Linked DNA regions of Homo sapiens: region 1 is linked to region 2. Evidence: chromatin loops called from intact Hi-C (ENCODE). Cell type or tissue: thyroid gland. All regions are shown on one strand. Each heading gives the region's core, and the rest is flanking DNA. Links, peaks and the distances in the headings are about the cores only.

Evidence for each region. Peaks named below come from ENCODE experiments on the same cell type or tissue, not always from the same donor. Only the 100,000 strongest peaks of a DNase experiment are listed, where the experiment ranks them.
Region 1: it touches region 2 in a loop (2.3-fold over the local background); 2 of 110 quality-filtered maps call a loop at or near these places.

Annotation. Positions count from the first base shown.
Region 1 is chr14:55,607,294-55,615,806 of GRCh38, forward strand. KTN1 (kinectin 1) reads left to right here. Exons shown (of 44, transcript NM_001079521.2): 2 at 4,726-5,278. The coding sequence starts at 4,756. Among named protein-coding and RNA genes, the nearest start is that of KTN1, 31 kb to the left of the region's middle. In thyroid gland, for the core only: no CTCF peak of the experiment used is centred there; DNase peaks (open chromatin) are centred at 3,628, 3,878 and 5,198; H3K27ac peaks cover 529 bases.
Region 2 is chr14:55,680,375-55,688,868 of GRCh38, forward strand. KTN1 (kinectin 1) reads left to right here. Exons shown (of 44, transcript NM_001079521.2): 44 at 3,725-4,205. The coding sequence ends at 3,729. Among named protein-coding and RNA genes, the nearest start is that of KTN1, 100 kb to the left of the region's middle. In thyroid gland, for the core only: no CTCF peak of the experiment used is centred there; a DNase peak (open chromatin) is centred at 4,967; H3K27ac peaks cover 2,188 bases.

The sequences.
Region 1 (8,513 bases), core at 514-8,513, 73 kb before region 2:
CGAAACACGACTTACATATTATGCGTGTTAACTTATTATAATTTTTTTTTAGTTCTTTTAAGATAGGGCAGGAATGAAAACTCTCAATATAGAGCAGGATTTTAAACCTGGGGCCCGTGCATATTCTTCAGGGAATCCAGAAACCTGGAGATTATATGTAAAACTTAGTGAGTGTGGATACTTTTTTTCTTTGAGAAAGCGGGTCAGTATCTTTATCAGTTTCTTGAAAGATTTATGTCCGAGTGAAAGATAAAAGACAATGGTGTGGAATGTGGTTTTAAAATAGTTTGGACTTGCTTTCCTATTGTTCCATGGATATTTCTCTCCTGGTTCTCTTGACAGAGAAATCCTATTTGCCACCACTGGCTGTTTATTGCATTCAGATTGGAATCTATTATGACTTATGTGTGATGAGGTTAAAGAGGTAACTAATATTAGAAAGGGTAAGCCAGGCTAGGTGGTACATGCCTGTAGTGTAGTTCCAGCCACTTGGGAGGCTGAAGTGGGAAGACCTCTGGAGTTTGATGCTGCAATGCGCTATCATAGGGATTGTGAATAGCCAATGTGGTCCAGCCTGAGCAGTGTATATATAGAGACCCCATTTCTTAAATGTGTAAAAATACTACACATTTTTTGTGAAAACTCGGGTTGTGAGTTAGCAAAAATCACCAGTGTTATTTCTTCCATGTGTGAAAGAACAACATGAGCGTCTACATGTCTCCATGTTTTTCAACTCAACAAACATGTATTGAATTGTATACTGTGGACTTAGAAAATTTTAATGACCTGGTTCTTATTACCCAGAGCTAAATTAACTTTGTCTCAACCTCTTTACTTTTATTTTTCAGTTTTGCCTCCCTGCTTTTAAAACTTTGTCTTTGTTCTTCCCTGAATTTTCCTGTTTCATTCTCAGTTCCTTTTTGTCTCCTCTTTTTTCCTCCTCATGTAATTCTGATGCTCATGGGTAAAATGTGAATTTGAGGTATATTTATTGGTATTGTAGTATTTATTCAATAAACACTCATGTTTTGCCTTTTTAAAATAATATTTTATGAATTTATCATAAACAAAGTTTAAAACTAGAGTATTAAGGCAAATGAGACTGTCCCCATGATTCTGGCACAACTCCTTAGTACTGAACTTGCATACATAAAATGTTTTGATCATATAATTACATATGATTTTGACTTTTTAGCAGCATTGAATTGAATTTAACAAAGTTTTAGTGTTCATGGTTTTAATACCTATACTTTGAGTTGATATTTGCTGATTGAAATCATTCTGATTTTGAATGTTTTATTTCTTAGTTTTTATGTAATATTGCTGTGAACTTTTTTTTTTTTTTTTTGAGACAGAGTCTCGCCCTGTTGCCCAGGCTGGAGTGCAGTGGCGCGATCTCAGCTTACTGTCACTGCAACCTCTGCCTCCTGGGTTCAAGTGATTCTTTTGCATCAGCCTCCTGAGTAGCTGGGATTACAGGCGCGTACCACCACGCCCGGCTGATTTTTGAATTTTTAGTAGAGACGGGGTTTCACCATGTTGATCAGACTGCTCTCGAATTCCTGACCTCAAGTGATCCGCCTGCCTCGGCCTCCCAAAGTGCTGGGATTACAGGCATGAGCCACCATGCCCAGCCTGTGAACATCTTTCTATATGTTTTTTTCTTGCAAATAAATTCCTAGGGATAAAGAATTGGGATTGTTGGGTTAAAGGAATGCAAACATTTTCTTCTTTTTTATTCTTCTAAAAAAAAAAAAACAGGATACATGTGGAGAACGTGCAGGTTTATTACATAGGTATATGTGTGTCATGGTGGTTTGCTGCACCTACTGACCCATCCTGTACGTTCCCTCCTCTCAGCCCCCACCCGCAACAGGCCCTGGTGTGTGTTGTTCCCCTCTCTGTGTCCATATGTTCTCAGTGTTCCACTCCGACTTATGAGTGAGAACATGTGGTGTTTGGTGTTCTGTTCCTGTGGTAGTTTGCTGAGGATGATGGCTTCCACCTTCATCCATGTCCCTGCCGAGGACATGATCTCATTCCTTTTTATGGCTGCAGCAAACATTTTCTTGATTCTTCATCTCTTGGTGTCTAGTTAGGTTCCTCTAAATGCATAGTGAGACTCAGGTGAGCTCAAGTGAAGGTGAATTGAATTGTGTGAAGAGAGACTCCCGTGAAAATCCAGAGACAGAAAGCTTGATTCCTTCACGCCTATATATGGGACCTGGGAAAGGAAACTAGAAAATCATTAAAACATTTGAAGAATCAGTGTTTCAGAATTCTTGTGGTCTCATACCCTCTCTTCTTGAACATTTGCTACTTTTTCTTTCTATACAGGTGAATTTGCTGTGCTTGATCATAATTTCTGCTTTCCTAAAACCTAGGTTTGTACAGGGCTGCAGCTTATTCATTAGGCCTTTTTGACTTTTACCCCTTTTTTCAGCTTCTATTACTGCTGCTAAGTGCCTTAGCGTCTCTTCTTCACCAAAGCAAAAACTCGAAGCATTCCAACTCATTGTTTTGTGTTTTTTCTCCCTCGACTGCCCAGCTTTTGTTGAATAGGCTGTGTATTCTATGGATGCTATGTTTAAAAAAAAATTCTGGGCTCTTTTAAAGCATTCCTGGTTGACGAATCACACTTAATGGAGGCACAGTGAAATGTGTCTAATTTTAAAACCTGGATAGTTCATGTTAATTTGAATTATCAGGGAAACAATTCTGTATGGAGTTTCTTTTAGTATTTTGTTAGCACATGATTCCTTTTCCCCCTTAACTTGTTAAAACCTTGTCTTAGTAAATCTAGGGTATAACTAATACTATTAAAAAATTGCTTATGGAAGTATGAAATGTTACTTCAGTCATATAGATTAATAGCATGCCTGTTGAACAAACGACAGTCATTCCTTGGTATATGCAGGAGATTGGCTTCAGGACCCCTGTGTATACCTAAATCTAAGCATGCTGGAAGTCCTGGAGTACTGTGGAACCTGAGTATACAAAGTTGACCCTCCATATACTTGGGTTTCACGTCCAGCAAATACGTATTTTCAGTAACAATTGGTTAAAAAAAAAATTCATGTGTAAGTGTACCTGTGCAGTTCAAACCCGTGTTGTTACAGTTCTGGCAAAGTCTTATATTCAATAAACTCACATTTATCCAATTTAAAATCAGGTATTTTCTTAGGTGTAAAATAATTCTTAGAATAAGTTACCCGTTTAGGTAGAATTTGGTTTCTTTATCTAATCATGACATATCAAGACTCTCCAAATTGATAATTTAAAAACTTAAAAAATTCTCAGATTTATTTTTACATTAAAAGTGTAGCAATTAACTTTAATTTGCTTTATCCTAAACATGTCCTGATGTTTAATTATATCTGTATTATATACCTTGTCTTTTTCTACAACACATTTGAGATGAATAAGAATACAAGTCACTTTTATGTGGCTTATGCATGTTTGTAAGGAGCATCAATATCTAGAATCTCAACATCAGAATCATTTATACTTTGAGATTTAATTTTAGCAGAAACTACCCTTCACGTAAGTGATATGTATATTCAAGGCAGATGTTGGTAGTCAAATTACATCGCCACCCGCCCCCTTCCCGCCCCGGGCGTACTTACTGAGTCCATCTAAAAGTAGGGCTGATGTTCTGTTGATGAGGCAAAGCCTTTTATTTAGCAATTTCGGTAGGATGTTGATGGCAGCCTCGCTTTTGCTGTATAACTTGTTTTGTGCAGTATGGGGTGCCTTTAAAAAACTGAGATAAGTTCCTAACTTGTAATTTATTTCACTATTTTATTTTTTTGAGACAGAGACTTGCTCTGTTGCCCAGGCTTGGAGTGCAGTGGCAGAGTCACAGGTCACTGAAGCCTCGACTTCAAAGGCTCAGGTGATCCTCTCACCTCAGCCTGCAAGTAGCTGGGACTACAGGCTCACTTAACTACGCCCAGCTAATTTTCTTGTCTTTTTTTTTTTTTTTTTTTGTAAAGGCAGGGTTTCGCCATGTTGCCCAGGGTAGACTGGAACTCCTAGGCTCAAGTGATCCGTCTGCCTCAGCCTCCTAAAGTGGTGGGATTCAGGCATGAGCCACTGCGCTTGGTCTGTAATTTATTTTAATGCAAAATGCCACATCCTAACATTTCAATTTTAATTTTATTAGATTTTTATATCCTTGATAGATCCCACTGCATCATGAGGCTGATAGTCACTGGTGTAAAGATGCAAGCAGTTGGTGACTGGTCTTAATCTGTAAATAAACCACCTCTTTTTGCGTGTGTGTGCATTTCAGAATATGACACTTTTAATGAATGTCCATTGAGTTGGTAATAGTACCTCCTTATTTTCACGTGTAGTAGTTATCAACACTGTACAATAAACAAAAAAGTTAACTACTAATAAAGTACCAAAAGTGGATATTTCGGGAAAAGAAAGTAATGAATATTTAAATTTTTTCTCTTCAATTAGGATATTTTCACATGATTTAGAAATGGAAGGATGTTTTCTACTCCTTCTAGTTACCACTTGTCTTATTTTTCATAGTATATATGAATTGTAGTTGGCAAATAAATCAAGAATGTGATTTAAAGAACTAACCTGTTTAGATTTGTAGGTCAGGTTAGATTTGAAATGCCACTTGAAAGAGCAGCAGTTTTGACTTTAATTTTTATGAGACTGACAGGTTCTTTTTTTTTTTTTGTCCCCACCTTCTTCCCTATTTAGGTTTTATAGGATCACATTGACAAAAGTACCATGGAGTTTTATGAGTCAGCATATTTTATTGTTCTTATTCCTTCAATAGTTATTACAGTAATTTTCCTCTTCTTCTGGCTTTTCATGAAAGAAACATTATATGATGAAGTTCTTGCAAAACAGAAAAGAGAACAAAAGCTTATTCCTACCAAAACAGATAAAAAGAAAGCAGAAAAGAAAAAGAATAAAAAGAAAGAAATCCAGAATGGAAACCTCCATGAATCCGACTCTGAGAGTGTACCTCGAGACTTTAAATTATCAGATGCTTTGGCAGTAGAAGATGATCAAGTTGCACCTGTTCCATTGAATGTCGTTGAAACTTCAAGTAGTGTTAGGGAAAGAAAAAAGAAGGAAAAGAAACAAAAGCCTGTGCTTGAAGAGCAGGTCATCAAAGAAAGTGACGCATCAAAGATTCCTGGCAAAAAAGTAGAACCTGTCCCAGTTACTAAACAGCCCACCCCTCCCTCTGAAGCAGCTGCCTCGAAGAAGAAACCAGGGCAGAAGAAGTCTAAAAATGGAAGCGGTATTGTAATCTATTTAATCTATTTAATTTTATTGTATGATTTGGAGCTTGGAATTGAGATATTCTGTTAGGTACATACACAGAATGTTTAATATTGAATTTGAAACCATGATTATTCATTTCATTATGTGTTTGCTTCATTAACATTAATTGCTGGTAGAAATTAGTATTGATCATAAAATAGCACTTTAAACTTCAGGGCCTGATGCAGTGGCTCATGCCTGTAATCCTAGCACATTGGGAGGCTGAAGTGGGAGGACCCCTTGAGCCCAGGTGTTTGAGACCAGCCTGGGCAACAAAGTGAGACCTCATCTCTACAAGAAATTAAAAGAAAAAAAAAAAACCCCATACATCTTATAAATATCCAACTTTGGCTATTTTACTTAAAACCACTTAGGACCTGTAAATATCAGCAGTTACGAACTTTCTAAATGATATGGTAAGAATTAAAGGTGAAAAGCTAAAATCAGATATCATTTCTCACCCTTGATTGCTTCATTTTGCTAACATTTATCATATATCTGTTTTATGCTAGGCATTATGCTAGGTATTAGGGCTACAGAGATGAATAGTGCGTTTTCGAGGTAGTCGTGTGCTAGCTGTAGACACAGATAGGTCATTATGAAAGATTTAGTGTAATGGTCTAGATATGTCTAAACCAGTGTAGGAATTCTAAGGTAGACCACTTAAAGCAAGTAATGCCAGAAATTTTTAAAGTTTGGTTAAGTACTAGTTAGGTTTTTTGGGTGGATGGGGAGGGGAGGGAGATTCCAGGGAAAGGGGGTTGATAGGTACAATGGAAAAGCCTTGAAAATTGGCGTGGCGATGTGTGAAACTGTAAACAGTTTGTTTTATTTGAAAGGACTTGTATGTACCATTAAGTCATTTGTGTGTCTTAACTTGTAGGAGGTTATATTTGATTTTTTTTTTTTTTTTTTTGAGATGGGAGTCTCACACTCTCACCCAGGCTGGAGTGCAGTGGTGCGATCTTGGCTCAGTGTGTCCTCTGCTGCCCAAGTTCAAGTGATTCTCCTGCCTCAGCCTCCCGAGTAGCTGGAATTATAGGCGTGTATTTTTAGTAGAGATGGGGTTTCACAATATTGGCCAGAGTGGTCTCGAACTCCTGACCTCAAATGATCCGCCTGCCTTGGCCTCACAAAGTGCTGAAATTACAGGCGTGAGCCACCACGCTTGACCCGGTTGTATTGGATTTTAAATATTTGCATGTCAGCTAGGATCAAGGCATAGTAAGAACTACATGTTTTAGTTGGGGAAAAGGACACGTAAGCCAGTAAAAAAAATGTGGTTTATGTAGGAGATAGAGAAAGTATAGAGGAAATATAGAAGCTAAAGCAACTACTGCTTATGCTGGGCTGAAAGGCTTTACAGGGGAGGCAGTTCCTGAGCATTGAATCGCTTCATCAAGCAGATAGTGGGGTCTCATTACTCATTGGCAGAATATCATGTAAAGGCACAGAGCTGCAAGAGTACAGTGTATTATTGAGCCATACAACGTGAGGTATAGAGAGTGGTAGGGAACAGAGCTGAAAAGATAGCAGTGGCTAGATCATGGTGGTTTTTGGATACTGTGCCAGGGAGCTAGGACTTCTTAGGTTAGCCATTGTTGAAGATTTTCAAGCAGTTTAGTTACATGGTCATATTTCTGTTTTAGAAAGATTTTTTTGGCAGAGCTAGCAAGAACAGATTTCATGGGGCAGTATTTGATGCCGGCAGACTAGTTAAGAGGTTATTTTAGTTTTCTAAAATTAAGATGTAGGCCTGAACTATGGTAGTGACAGAAGAAACAAAGTTGAGAAGTATGCAAAGTAAGAATGACACGAATAACCTCACTATATAGAGGTGTGGCAGATAAAGGAGAAGATAGGATTAAAGCTGATCTCCCAAGTTCTGAGTTAGGTTGGGGTTGGCAAACTGCAACCTGTGAGCCGCATGTAGCCCACTTCCTTTTTTTATGCCCATGAACCAAGAACACTTTTTGCATTTTAAATGGTTGGGAAATAGAATAATATTTTGAGAAATGTAAAAATGTAAAAAAAAGTCAAAATCTCAGTACTCATAAAGTGTTTTTATATGCAGCTACATTCATTCACTCATTCATAATATGTTTATGACTGGCTTTCATGCTGCAGTGGCAGACTTGAATAGTTGTACCAGAGACCATATGTCCTATAAGGTCTAAAGTTTTTACTACGTGGCCCTTTGCAGAAAAAGTTTGCCAACTTGTGCTTGGCAGATGGTTGGTAGCACTAAAATAGGTAATACTGGAGAGAGACTAGATGTGAATTGAGAAGAGAACACTTCCAGTTTGTGTTTCCAATGCCTGTGGGGCCATCTACGTAGAGCAACTCAGGATGCAGTAGGGTATGTAAATGTAGAAAAGTAGATTCAGAAGCCTTAAGCGTGAAGGTAGTAGAAGGCATGGGAGTAGATAGCTCATCCAAGGGAAGTATTTTAATTGAAGCCCCAACCCTGAGAACAAGCAGTATTCAGTAGAAGCAGTTCCCAAAGGATACCGCAAAGGAATATTTCAAGTGTAAGAAGAGAATTATCATGGGAACTGATAGGAGATAATTTATTTTATTTATTTTTATTGTGGCAAATTACAGCATGAAATTTACTATTTTAACAACTTTTAAGTGTGTAGTTTTGTGGTGGTAAGTACATTCACATTCTTATATAATCATCACCACTAGCCAAGTCCAGAACTCTTTCATCTTTTCCAAATGAAACTCTGTACGCATTATACACTAATTCCCCATTCTGCCTGCCTCCCCCTTTTCCCCCGTCCCTCCCCCTTCCCCCATATCTTGACAATTACCCTTCTACTTTCTGTCTTTATGAATTTGACTACTCTGGGAATGTCATATAAGTGAAATTATACGATATTTATCTTTTTGTCACTGCCATATTTTACTTAGCATAATGGAGAGGAGATAATTTTAAGAAAGGGGTAGAGACCAAAAGTATAAAATGCCAAAGAGTAGTCAAATAAGGAGTAATGAGTATTTGTAGAATATGGCATTTGGGACACTGGGGGATCTGAGTTAATCCTTTCGTGGAATGAAAGAGATAAAAATCAGGTTGCAATTAGCTGAGGAATGATTGGTAGAAAAGGAACTAAGAGTATTTTGTCAATATGTAAGGAAATGGATGTGGGATGCTGGGAATTATGGTGATGGGGAAGGGTTTTCTCTTCCTTCCCTTCCCTTCCTTC
Region 2 (8,494 bases), core at 1-8,000:
TTTTTTTTTTCTGTTGCTACCTGGATTTTACCTGTTTTATGAATAACTTAAGTCACACTGCCTAGAGTGTAATTAGAGTATTCAGATATGCACTGAATACTTCAGATATTCTTCTTTTGAAGATATTTTCTCTAAAACAATCATGATATCCTGGAGACCCTGAGGGGCAACTCATCACTGAATTATCCCTTTCAGAACCCCTGATAATACTGTGTTGGGCTATACAAGGCCTCAGGGAGAGCTTAGGTATCCTGGAAAAGTTGGGATGGACTTCCATTTTGATCTTACAGGAGCGTTTTGTCTCACTTTAGAGTGATCATCCTCTGGCCTACCTTGACACATGCTCTCCTTCAAAATGCTAATTCAGGTCAGTTATCTCTAACATGACTTTCCATATAATAAGCCCAGCTCATTCTTCAACATATCAACAAAAGTAATTAAGCCTCAGCTCAAATCTTTTATCCTTGGTAAGCTGACTTCTCCAGTTTCCCAATGTAAAAATTCTGCCACATTTCCTCGCTTTTCCAAATTAGGAAATAACCTTGCTTCCTAGGGAAACTTCCATCGCTTCTTCCCAGGACTTCAGCCTTATTCTTTCCACTGGCTCCCTCTGTTCAGTCTTGAAAACATGCTCAGATGGCTTATTTTAACCTTGTACTTCCTTCAGGTTACCACCCTTATTTTTTTACTTTTTTACTATTTAGTATTCTTAAGAAAATACTCTCTATCTACTTATTTATTGTTATTGATTACTTTATACACTCTAGAATGGCTTTTCTTCCTGCTATTTCAATGAAATCATTTTTGCAAAAATCATTAATGATCCCTAATTGCTAGATCCAATATAGGCCCTTCTTTTGCATGTGATCAGATACTGAAAGTACTTAATGAAATATGTCAAAAATGCTGACATTAGACCTTTGTCTTATAAGGGAAGGGTTTCATTTCTAGAGAGCTTAAACAATTAAAAGATTGCCTATTACCCCTTGCCTTTCGACCTAAGCGATATTCTCTCTTTAGCATCTCATAGATGTTCTTTAATATTTTCCTTTTCTTCCTAAATACATAGTCTGCTCATTTTAAGTCTTGTGAACTATTTTTGGCTTGTCCATTGCCACATTTGTTTTAATTGTATTACACTTGAGACATATGAATCATTGATAATAACACTTTTTCTTTTTGATTTGCAGAATTATAGTAATTTATTAAAATATGTCTGTATACCCTCACAACGCAGTTGGCAGGCAGCTCCCCTCCTAACTGATAGCACAACATTCTTTTGTCAGCTGATAAACATAAGTCCAAGTTTGGCAAGTGGGTGGTTGACAGTATTATATCATGAATGATAGGCTGGATTGTTATGAAAATAGAGGCCCACCAGGCACTCTCGAACTTCTTCATTCCTTAGGCTCTACCTGGCATTGACATTGATAATTCTTCCTTGTGTACTTATGTTTTGGTTCCCGTAGCTCTTCTTTATACCCGTTAAATGTTTGTGTTACCCTCAGGTTTTTATCCTTAGCTATCATTTTTGCTACATATATTCTCCCTCCTGTATACTCTATTTAAACTGACACGAGATGATTACATTGAAAATACACATTTCTCAATCATTAGAATGTAGGTAATAGCTTAATATATCTAATGTCAAGAAACCTTTAAAAATATACACAAGTACTTATGAATTGTTTATGATAATGCTGCACATATTCAATAAAGGGAGAGTTGTTTTTAAAAACAAATATGCAAGAAATAATATGCATTGATGTAGTTTTTCTAAATCCTGATACATAGTACTTAGCGTTTCTTAGAGCTGTAGGGGTAGGTGTATTTAACTGATATCTTTAATTTGTGAAAACTTTTCTTTTGGAAATTTTTTTCCCCATTACCTATTTTTCCTCCCCCCATCAAAAAAAGAAAAGGGTACCATCCTCCGCTTTCCATTTGTGGGGAGTGGGAGATTGATTAAGATGCCTTTTATATGAATTGACAGTATTGGCATTTTATAATATACTTTTTTGTTCCCAGATATCTACTCTTTATGTTTCACATTTGCCTGGTTTCTAAGTTTTCTAGGTGTATTTCTAACCAAATCAGAAAACTTTATTATCCCAGGTTACCTTATCTTGGAACCAGTTTATAGAATCCTGTTGAGGGAGGATGATAATTTAAATAGCTGATACTTCATGAGTATGCCTGTTAGCATAAGCATGCTTCCAACATGTGGCAACTCCTTTAATCTTCACAACCACCCTGTGTGTTAGGTAGGTAGGTATTATTATTACCATGTTACAACAGACCCAAAGAGATTCTATAACTTGTCCAAGGTCATACGGCTAATAAATGGGCGAGCTGGGGTTTAAATCAAGGTAATTTGGGTACAGGGCTTGTGTTCTTAATCAGTGCTTTTCTTCTCCCTAATTCAGGCACTGTGTTCACTGATCCCTTTTGTCACTGTTTTCTTTTCTCCTCATTTTGTCTTTTTATTTTTTTTTGGCCAGCCTCTTAGAAGTTTTGTCAATCAATTCTGACTTTTTCCTAAAGTTGATATTTGGTTTGTCAGTAGCGTATTGGAGAGGCTTACAGTAGTATCCAGAAGAAATGGAGGTGAAGCTCTGTGTGTACTCTCTGTACTCCCTTTAACAAATAGATTCTTAAGTGTTTCTGAAAGAAAAAGTCCTTTTGTAGGGCTCCTGAAGTACAAGAGTTAATGCTCTGGAGAAAAACTTATCTTATTTCTACACTGAACCTTAGCTATCATATGGATCAGGTTTTCATTTTCTGTGTTTACATAGCACTTTAGAGTTTAATGTACTAGTGATCTTTTTAGACTTTCCGATCAACTGTTAATAGCCAGTGATAACTTTGCTTTTTAATTTTCCAATTGCTTCTTTCCTCTAAACTTTTTATTTCAACACATAAAGTTGAAAGAATAGTACAACACCCGTAAACCCTCCACCTGCTTCATCTCTTTCTATATGTCTACATATTTTGTTGTTAAACTAATTGAAAGTAACTTTTAGTCATTATGACATTTTATCTCTAAGTACTTTAGCACACATCTCCGAAAACAAGACATTGTTTTACCAATCAGTGGTACCATTATTACAACCAAAAAGACAAAATAGTAGTTATGTACTATCCAATATTAAACGTTTATTCACATTTTGTCAATTGTACCCAAAATAGCTTTTTAACTATTTTCCCCAAACCAGAATCCAAGGCAAAATTTAACATGTTGTGTTTTGTTAAGTCCTCTTAGTCTCTCTAATGGCTTTTGAAGTTTAATTTCTTTAGTCATCTTATCTGACTTAGAAAACTTCATATGACCTAAAAAAAAAAAAAAAAATCTATTTCTGCTCTTTTAAATTATTTATTCACTGGGGTAAGGTTGTATTCAACCCCTTTTCAGTGCTACTCACTCACTTTAGCTTTACATTCTCTTGAGTAGGACTAATAAAAATGGATTACCAGTGTTGTTGTTTTAAATGTTTTCTAACAGAATTTGGCTCACATTTAAAAGTATCTACCTAAAAGCTTGTTTCCTTTGAATCCTGAGATTTTTCTCAGTTTGATTACCATTAGTGTGAATTGCTTTGAGTCTATTTGAAAGGGCCATGCTAGATCAAATGGAATATGTACTTTTGGTGTTTGACAAATGTCTTCTGATTGCCTTCTGTTGCTTTGTTTTAAAGTGAAATTCATTCTTTCTGATCTTTTACAGAGTGAAGTAATTGGGAAACTGTTCATTTGAGGATAAAAAAGGCATTGTATTATATTTTGCCAAATTAAAGCCTTATTTATGTTTTCACCCTTTCTACTTTGTCAGAAACACTGAACAGAGTTTTGTCTTTTCTAATCCTTGTTAGACTACTGATTTAAAGAAGGAAAAAAAAAAGCCAACTCTGTAGACACCTTCAGAGTTTAGTTTTATAATAAAAACTGTTTGAATAATTAGACCTTTACATTCCTGAAGATAAACATGTAATCTTTTATCTTATTTTGCTCAATAAAATTGTTCAGAAGATCAAAGTGGTAAAGACAATGTAAAATTTAACATTTTAATACTGATGTTGTACACTGTTTTACTTAACATTTTGGGAAGTAACTGCCTCTGACTTCAACTCAAGAAAACACTTTTTTGTTGCTAATGTAATCGGTTTTTGTAATGGCGTCAGCAAATAAAAGGATGCTTATTATTCAAACTTGACTTGTTCTAATTTTTATTGAGCTTTAACAGATTTCATTAGTAGTACAGATCATTGTAATTTAGAATACAGCTATTAATTGGCAACCATTCAACAAGATAGGTTTATGTAGCCTCTGTAACCTTTCTAACTGATGCTCTGGGTCCTCTTCAGTTTGGTCCAATGTAAAGTGCCCCAGGAGTGCTGGGGTTTCAGAAAGGACAGAGCAAGCATTTAGGATTTCAGACTAAACACCCACACTTCAGGTAGAGGAGCTCTATTTTTACCATTACTATTTTTTTTTGAAGTAATAATAATTAACTGTTAGTTTTCTTTTTCAGGCACGGTTACACAGTTTACATGTGTTATCTTTTTTGTTGTTGTTGTTGTTGTTACTGTTTTTTTGATACAGAGTCTCACTCTGTTGTCCACGCAGGAGTGCATTGGCACTATCTGGGCTTACTGCAACCTCCACCTCCCGGTTCAAGCAATTCTCATGTAGCTGGGATTACAGGCGCCTGCCGCCATGCCTGGCTAATTTTTGTATTTTTAGTAGAAAGAGTTTTTCACCTTGTTGGCCAGGCTGGTCTCGAACTGCTGACCTCAAGTGATCCACCCATCCCAAAGTGCTCGGATTACCGGTGTGAGCCACTGTGCCCAGCCAATGAAAGTTTTTTTAATAATTTGTTAAAAACACTTCAGATGCTAAATAACCACTGAGAAATATCTTGTGCCATTGAGTACTAAAGTACCCATTAGGCTGCACTGTGGTCATCTTGTTATTTTTGTGCACATAACAGTCATGCTTCTGTCATGGGGCCTCTGCATTTTCTGTTCTCTGGGCTTGGAACTCTCCTCTGGTGTGTCAGCTTTGGCTTGCTCCTTCACTATGTTGAAATCTGCTTAAATGTCACCCTTCTAATTAAGTCTTTCCTGACTGTCCGCTATCCTTCTGCCCTCCCTATTCTGCCTTATTGTCTGTCATACTTGATTTCTACTCTCCTTGTTCCCACCAGTAAGTAAGCTCCACAAGGACAAGAAACATCTCTTTGGTTCTTTGCTGTATCTGTAGCCTGAGACAGTGCCTGATACTTCATTGTGCTCAACTATTTAAATGAGTGAATGGATAAAATTCATTTTTGGAGGTTGAAGATTATCTAAAGTGGTGCTTCCTTACCTTTTCACTTCACTGCACATATAGTATTTCTAAGGCATATAGAAATCAACTGAAGTGACTTCTTATGGCCAGTGAGGACTGGTGTGGGGATTCAAGCTACCTTTTTCTACCTTTGCTGCTTTCAGCAAATCCTTGGGAAATTGATCTGAAGGCCAGATACTACATCATCAGCCTCTTTCCTTTGTCCTTTCCCATTGCCTAAAGGTGCTCATGTTGCTGCCACCTGTAACGAACAAATTCTGCCTTCCAAGTTACAGTGTCTTCTTGCTACTCTTTCTCTCTTCAGAGCTAAGTTCCTCAGAATAATTGTGTAATTCTATTATTTTTTCAACCTTTCTGTATGTTTGAATTAAAAAAAATAAATTTCAAAGGACTCTGGGGACACAGTCCAGTCTCCTGTCAGTTTGTATCCCTTCCCTCAACATCTCAACCTTACAGTCATTCATCTTTTGCCTCTGAAGTAGCAGGAAGTTCATAACATTGCCTTTTCTAACTTGACAGCTGTAACTGTTAATGGTTCTTCTATGACATTATTAAAAGTTGTGTCCCTGATACTTGCATCAATCTGTCCTTTCTCACTACAGAATCACATAGGAAAATCTTATCACACTCTCAGTGATTGTTCAGATATGCAAAGATAATTCTGTGCTCTACGTTCATTCCCCTTACAGTTAAATATTCGCAGCTCCTTAGTTGCACTGAGTGATTAAAGGCCAAACTAGCCTCCTTGCCTCAATCCCCGACTGTCCACCTTCTCCCAGTATATTACAAACCTATCTCCAGGAGAGGAAGGGAGCATCAGAAGAGAAGGAATTCTGTGTCATCAAACTCAAATGGCTCTCCTTGCCACCATCACAGTCAACTGAGGCAGAAAGCCCCAAGAAAATTACACATTGAAGGAAGCTTACAGGAAGAGAATAAAGAATAGTCAGGGGCAGACTTCTTGATCCCCCAAAAGAGAAGAGAGAGACGTGGAAGGGAGGAGTGGGGATGCCTGTGAAGCCGGCCATACCCTTGGGTTTGGCGTAGGAAAACTAATTCATTTCCTGGAGGTAGTGATATTGTGTAAAGCATCGAGGCTTGAGCTGCCTTGCATGCGTTTCACTCTAGCTGCAAGAGGCTATGTGGTGTATAGCTGTGGGCAATAGCTGTGTTGCTCACAGAGTTAGAGCTAGATTTTTCATGTGTCTTGCATCCCGGGACAGAGACTGCATATGGGCACCTGCCACTTGTGGAATCTGCCCAGGATGAGATGTAGGGAGAAGCAGTTACCACCAGAAGGAGGCTGCAGTTATACCCTCGTTTGTTAAGACACGTTTGTCCCTTGACCTCATTCATTTGGGTCCCCAGAAAAGGAAGGGCAAAGGAAGAATGAAAGAAAAGACGATTCCTTGTTGACATTATTAAAGCCAGGGGGCAGATGGGAGATGGGTTATTACACTGGGTTGGACTGGACTTGTATTAACCGAAGTTACAGAACAGCTTTTGGGTCTGCTTAGGATGTGCAGAAGAGGGAGACTCCGCAAAGCAGAGTTGAAGACTATGGTTGGGAAAGGACACTAACTTGTTAGGCTGTTCTGCAACCTGGGTGGTAGATTTTTTTTTCTTGACTACATTTTTGTCATTTTTATTTTCCTAGAAAATCTGGCCATTTCATATTTGTTGGCAGAGTTCTACAAGGCAGCCAACATACCACTTGTACAACCTATCACATGCCAGATGTTTTTTAAGCAGTTACGTTAGTTCATTTAATCTTCCCTAGAATTTAACTGGCCAGGGGGTTGTGCTTTCATCATCTTCATTTTATAGATAAGGAAACTGAGGCACAGGGAGGATAATTAAATTAAGGTCTCACAGCTACTAAGTAGAGGAACCAGGTTTCCAACCTCCAACCTAAGCTGTCTGGCTTGATTGCCTTATTTATACTCATAAAAAAAATTTTTTTTATATATGTATGCATTTATAAATGTGAGTGTAATTATATAAATTACTGGAGTAATTTTTAAAATTAGACTATACATAGTCTGATAATTTTTAAATTTACTCATTTTTTTCCCTCCATTTGTTCCTGTTGTTAAGGTGCCTTCTCTCATTTTGTCTTGATTCTACTTTGCAAGGGATTGCCTACCTTTGTGGTTCTCAAAAGTATGGTTTGCAGTCCACTGGGAATCTCCAAGACCCTTTCTAGGAGTTTGCAAGGTCAAACTTAATTTTCATAATAAGACGTTATTTGCCTTTTTCACCATATTGAATCTGCGCTGAATGGTACCTCAGCAAGTGTTAAAAGCAGTGGCTTCCAATTGTTTGTTTGTTACTGTATTTACACCACTACTCATCCCAGTAAAAGTCCTACTACAATATCAAAGTCACCTAAGAATGTCTTCTGATGAGATCAGTAGTGATGGTAATGAATGTGATTTTGTGATATGTGTAATGAAGTGTGTAAACATTTGGAAGATCTGTATAACTCAGTGAACCAGTATTTTCCAAATTATCAATGCACAGTGTTACAAAGTCATGCATGGGTGAAAAATCCCTTCAAAAAGCAAGACAGGGCTGGGCGTGGTGGCAGGCGCCTGTAATCCCAGCTACTCGGGAGGCTGAGGTGAGAGAATCACTTGAACCGGGGAGGCGGAGGTTGCAGTGAGCTGAGATTGTGCCACTGCACTCCAGCCTAGGCAACAAGAGAGAAACTCCATCTCAAAAAAAAAAAAAAAAAAAAAAAAGGGCAAGACAAACCAATGGATTTTAATGTAACAGTGCAAAAAGTTCATTGATATCATTTCAGACTCCATATTGTGGTTAATCTTTAATAAATTACCACTTGAGTTTGGCTGTAGCATTAAAGAACATCCACAGTTGTCTGAAATGGCTGCCTTTTTTCCAAGGATATGTCTGTGTGAGGCCAGATTTTTTTCATATACTTCAACTAAAACAACATATCACAACAGATTGAATTCAGAAGCAGTTGCCTTCTATTAGGCCAGGAATTAAAGAGATTTACAAGGCCGGGTGCAGTGGCTCATGACTCATTACAGCACTATGGAAGGCCGGAGTGGGAGGATCCCTTGAGGAGGCCAGGAGTTCAAGAGCAGCCTAGGCAACATAGGGAGACCCCTTCCCTACAAAA